Regions from separate parts of the Mus musculus genome. Here region 1 is linked to region 2. Evidence: chromatin contacts called from ENCODE POLR2A ChIA-PET data. All regions are on one chromosome and are shown on one strand. The core of a region is the stretch at or near the end of the contact, and the rest is flanking DNA. Distances in the headings are between cores, read along the strand shown.

What was found. ChIA-PET counts read pairs that join two places held with the same protein, here RNA polymerase II (POLR2A).
Region 1: POLR2A ChIA-PET joins it to region 2 with 10 read pairs in Patski. The contact joins the promoter of Prkd2 here to the promoter of Slc1a5 in region 2. POLR2A ChIA-PET finds 5 or more read pairs at or near these places in 3 of 5 experiments (Patski and embryonic stem cell).

The regions. Positions count from the first base shown.
Region 1 is chr7:16,841,498-16,844,197 of GRCm38, forward strand. Prkd2 (protein kinase D2) reads left to right here and starts at 1,405. Exons shown (of 19, transcript NM_001252458.1): 1 at 1,405-1,536; 2 at 1,985-2,366. The coding sequence starts at 2,127.
Region 2 is chr7:16,780,019-16,782,718 of GRCm38, forward strand. Slc1a5 (solute carrier family 1 (neutral amino acid transporter), member 5) reads left to right here and starts at 1,328. Exons shown (of 9, transcript NM_009201.2): 1 at 1,328-2,457. The coding sequence starts at 1,883.

The sequences.
Region 1 (2,700 bases), core at 155-2,654, 62 kb after region 2:
TAGACCTGCCCCAGGGTCACGGGGTAAAGGGGGCCGTGAGTCCCAGAAGCAGGCAGTCAAACATGCTGGGGACATGCCTGTCTAGAAGGTACATGTAGGCATGTGGTTTTTAGGGGACACTCATTAGCCAGGCTGTGAGCTCCACGTGGCCTTGCCTCCCCCTGTCCCTCTTTGCAACTTCCCCAGGTGGTAGTTTGGGTTTTCACTCCAGCCTCAGACTTCCTTCCCCAGCCTCTGCCCCCGGATGTGGTGACAGCCAGCACTGTACCCACCTCAGCTGCCCCCAGCAGCGCTGAACCAGTAAGGGGGGGCCCTTGTGGACAAGTTGCTGCTCTCTTAAAGCTCCAGCTACCTGGATGTGAAAACTAATTGGTAGCCACTGCCTGACTACTGGAGTAAAAGTCAGAACGGCTCTTGATGGAGTTAGAGTTGACTACACAGACTCACAGGCTCTCAGTTGATGTTAGCTTTTTAGATTTCCTGTTATTGCACTACTGTTTATTTCAGAGAAGGGTGGAGGTCAGGACAACCCACAGTAGCTCAGCTGGTTCTCCTTTGACTATGTGAGTGTACAGGATTGAACTCAGGCCAGTGAGCTTGGCTTCAAATGCCTTTCCCCACCTGGCCATCTCACCAGCCACATGTTGGATGATTCCGTTAACACACCCACCCAGACACCCCTGGATGTTTTCAGTGCCTTCCCTTTCCTCTGCAAAATCAAAGGCAGCCACATCAACTCAACTTTAGCAGTGTCCAGGCACCACCTGTATTTCGGCCTCATGACAGAAAAACTAAGGCTCACAGTGGAGAAGTCACACAGCCAGAAAGATGTCGGCACTTGGTCTCACAGGAGGTCTATCAAGTGGTGGTGTCCTTTGTCATGCCACCTTGGTTGGAGGGACAGGCTTTGTACCCTCAACTCTCTGGAGAGAAACCTGAAATTAAGCTCTCTTGTGCATCCTAAGGCCTCCTCGACTTCCCACCTTATATACTGGGCTTTTGAGCTGGGGACGCGCGCTTTTGTGTGTGTGTGTGTGTGTGTGTGTGTGTGTGTGTGTGTGTGTGTGTGTGTGTGTGTGTGTGTGTTGGGGGCAGGTTGAGTAGCAGAAACTGTAAAGCCACCGGACTTGACAACGATTTCCGACCCTTTCCCTGCGGTGGGCGCCGGATGCGTGCCAGTCTGACAGCTCACTCCTTCAATGACAAAGCGCCTGCCCCTCTCGCGTGCCGCGGTGAACTGCGGCGAAAAGTCAACTTTCCAGGCTGGACTGTGCAGAGGAAACGCTGACCCTTCCGCCCTCCTACCCCCAGCCACCAAATTCCCCCCAACTCCCTGGTGCGGGGTCCCGCCTTCCCCTTCCGTCCCAGTAAGGCCCGCCCTGTGATGTCACGGTGCCCTGCTTTGATTGGCCAGCTGTGCCATCGCTCCTGAGACTTCCTTCTGGGCCGCCGCTGCCGACTTAAACTTTGAAGGGGGAAAAATAGAGCTACCCGCGCTGTGCGACCCTCCCTTGTCCCCGACCCGCCCCGCCTTCGGTAACGCTCCCTCCTCCGCCGCCCCTGATCCAACTTTCCTCCGACTTTCACGACCTGTGAGAGTCTCTTCTTTCAGCCCTGGCCCTGGCAACCCCTCCTCATCCCCGAGCCAGTCGGGTTCCTACGATCCACTAGATCCCTGGTCAGACTCCCGTTTTCTACCCCCAAGGCAGAGCATCTTCAGGCCTGCCCTGACTTTGGTCCTGCCGTCAAACCCACCGGATCCTGGCATTCCCTCTGCTTTGCTCTCAGCCTTCTTTCTCCAGGGGCCTTGGATCGCAGTGTCTTTTGATTCCAGGGACCCTGCCCTACCCGACTTTCTTTCCTGGTTTCTTCCAACCTTCCAATCTCTGGGTACCCTTCCCCAAACCACTGTTTTTCTTTCTGAACTCTGCTCTCTTGACTCCCGGCGTGTGACCCACTAGATGCCTTTTCTCTCATTGCCCAGGATCCCGCCATCCTCGCGTCTCTCAACCTGACAGATTTCTCTCTCAAATGCCTGCGTTCTTACCACCACCGCAAGAGAGCTCTCGGATCTAGGTCCCAGGGTCCTTGGTGAGCTTTGGGCGGCAGATCTGGATCTGGCCCCCATGGCCGCCGCCCCCTCCCATCCCGCAGGACTCCCCGGCTCTCCGGGGCCCGGGTCTCCTCCGCCCCCCGGTGGCTTGGATCTCCAGTCGCCGCCACCTCTGCTGCCTCAGATCCCGGCTCCGGGTTCGGGGGTCTCCTTCCATATCCAGATCGGATTGACCCGAGAGTTCGTGCTGTTGCCGGCTGCCTCAGAGTTGGCTCATGTGAAGCAACTAGCCTGTTCTATCGTGGACCAGAAGGTGAGGGCATAGGGGGCTCTCATGATAAAGGAGGAGGCTTTGGAGGTGGCCTGAGATTGTTGGGAGGCCAGAGAGGGGCCTAGGTGACAGACGAGGAGGGGCACTACACCCTAGTCGTGTCCTCACTCCACCACCGGTTTCAGAGAGGCCCGGATAGGGGTGGGGTGCCCAGAGGCCTCCCCAAATTGCCTGTCGCTGCTTGTTGTTTTCTGCAGCGAGCAGGGAGGAAGGGAGGGGCCTACCAGGTGTGGAGTTGGGAGGAAGGGGCAAGTGGGAGCAGCTGATCAGGAAGAGCTCTTCTGATGGGCCCATCCTGGGCCTCCGGTCTTTGGAA
Region 2 (2,700 bases), core at 78-2,577:
CTCTCTCAGGCTAGCCTTTCCCAGCAGCCCCTCATTCCCATCTTTACTCTGATGTCTGTGGCCCAGGCTGGTCATGACCTTGGAATCCTTCCATAGTTGGGATTGCAGTCCTGAGAGCTGCGGGTGAGCGCCTGGTAGAACAGACTGAGCCCTGTAGCCTCCTTTGCTCCACCTCCAGGCAAGCTCCAGACTTTCCAAAAGAGCCATTCTTCAGGGCGTTTCTCAAGTGGTCAACAGAGTTCAGGAAGGGACTCTTGGCTGTCCTCCTCCTTCAGCCCAGCCTCTCACTACCCTGCTTCACCCTTTGGGAAGCCCCAGACCTTTCTCCCACTGATGAAATCACAAGGAATCCGGGTAGGAGGTTGGGCCAAAGAGCTGGCTGGAACCAGTTTGAGTATTTCTCTTACTAGGGGCAGGCAGTGGGGCAGAACGCTCCTAGCCAATCCTGATCCACAAACTTCAGCCTCATTTTCCCCACCCTACATGTCCCAAAGATTCTGGATTCAGCAGACCTCTTTCCTCCTCCTCTTCCTCCTCCTCCTCCTCCTCCTCTCTAAGTCTGTTATTCTTACAGTTGATGGGTAACAGTGTCTAAACTAAGAATGTTTGTGGTGAACTGGCCATTTAAATATTTTTTGCTACATTTATTTATATATTTGTTTATTTGTGTGTGTTGCATGTGCCATGCTCCTGTGGGGAGGACCCAATCTGTGACTATCTGAGGAAAGAGACTGGGTTGCAGCTCAAGCATGAGGGCCTGAGTTCAAATCCCCCACATTCAATGTTGGGGCCTACTGGCCCCTCCTCCCTCCCTTTCCCCAATTTGTTTCTACAGACTGGGTTTCTTTTTCTTTATGTAGCCCTGGCAGCCCTAGAACTCGCTCTGTAGACCAACCAAGGCTGATCTTGAACTCACAGAGATCTATCTGCCTGCCTCTGCCTCCTGAGAGCAGGGATTAAAGGTGTGTGCCACTCATCTGTCTGCCCTTTCTAGGGGTCCTTCTGTGGAATATCAGATATGATCCACAATTAGATTCTTTTGACCAGTGGTGAGGTGCGTGTGGGTGGGTGTGGGTTGGATAGTTTCCCAACGCCCCGCCCCTTTTGGAGGCTTTGCACCCTTTCTGGCTCGATGCCCTTGCCCCGGCCCCGCCCCTGGCTATGCATTGTTATTCACCCTAGGTTGCCCACTGTGATCTTGGCTCCGCCCCTCGCTCGCCACCTGGCGCCGAATGTTCCATAACCAATCAGCGCTTGCGGGACGGCCTCCGCCTTTTCAAGTCCCGCCCTCCGCTTTTTCAAGTCACGCCCCTCCGCCTTTAATCCTGGTCGCTTCCGTCTAGCAGCCTCAGAGACACGCGGCGCGGCCTGGGAGGTTTCTCCTTGGCGCCACTTTCCATATCCCCCGGGCTGCTTCCTATTTGCATCTGGAAATTTGATTTTTCTCTCCAGAGCCCGAAACGCTCGGTCCACTCCTTCTAGGGCTCCAGTACCCAAGAGTCCGAGAGCCAGGCGTCCTAATCCTGGGATCTCGGTCTCCCGGAGCAAGGCATCCCGGATCTATGCCACTTGGGTTGAGCTTCCTGAAGACCTCAGCTACCTGAGTTTCCTTACTCCTTCAGGGAGTCAAAGAACCCTCTGAAGAGCTGTTCCCTACTCCAACAAGGCGCTCTCAACTCCCAGTTTTCGGGGATTCGACATCACCAGGAAAAATAAAGGGATCTCCGCATACAGCTCAGGGAGCCTAGGACCCTCCAGTTTCCGAGATCCGGTGGACGCATAACTTCAAGGACCGCTGCAAAGTTTCAGCCTCCATTCTCGGTCCTAAGGACGTCACACCTAGTCTCCAGGCTCACAAGGAACCTCCCTGTTACGGCTCAGCATGGCAGTGGATCCCCCTAAGGCTGACCCCAAAGGGGTAGTAGCGGTGGATTCCACCGCGAACGGTGGCCCCGCGCTGGGATCCAGAGAGGACCAGAGTGCGAAAGCAGGTGGTTGCTGCGGTTCCCGTGACCGGGTGCGCCGCTGCATTCGCGCCAACCTGCTGGTGCTGCTCACGGTGGCTGCGGTGGTGGCTGGCGTGGGGCTGGGGCTGGGGGTCTCGGCGGCGGGCGGTGCTGACGCGCTGGGTCCCGCGCGCTTGACCGCTTTCGCCTTCCCGGGAGAGCTGCTGCTGCGTCTGCTGAAGATGATCATCCTGCCGCTCGTGGTGTGCAGCCTGATCGGAGGTGCAGCCAGCTTGGACCCTAGCGCGCTCGGTCGTGTGGGCGCCTGGGCGCTGCTCTTTTTCCTGGTCACCACACTGCTCGCGTCGGCGCTCGGCGTGGGTTTGGCCCTGGCGCTGAAGCCGGGCGCCGCCGTTACCGCCATCACCTCCATCAACGACTCTGTTGTAGACCCCTGTGCCCGCAGTGCACCAACCAAAGAGGTGCTGGATTCCTTTCTAGATCTCGTGAGGTACGTTCCCGCCAGGCAGTGGGGTGGTTAGGGGCCAGTGCAAGCGTGCAATCTTTCTGCTTTACCCCCTCTGAGTACAGGGATTACCCGTGTGTGCCGCCACTAGTCACCAAGGTTGAGTCCTCCAGATTGAGTCATGCCTTCTAGAATCTAGGAAAATAAGGTAACGGTGACAGGACCGCTAACATCTTGGAAGGGTGAACTTTTACGGAAGTTCTCCAAATTTGGGGGCGGGCCTAAACA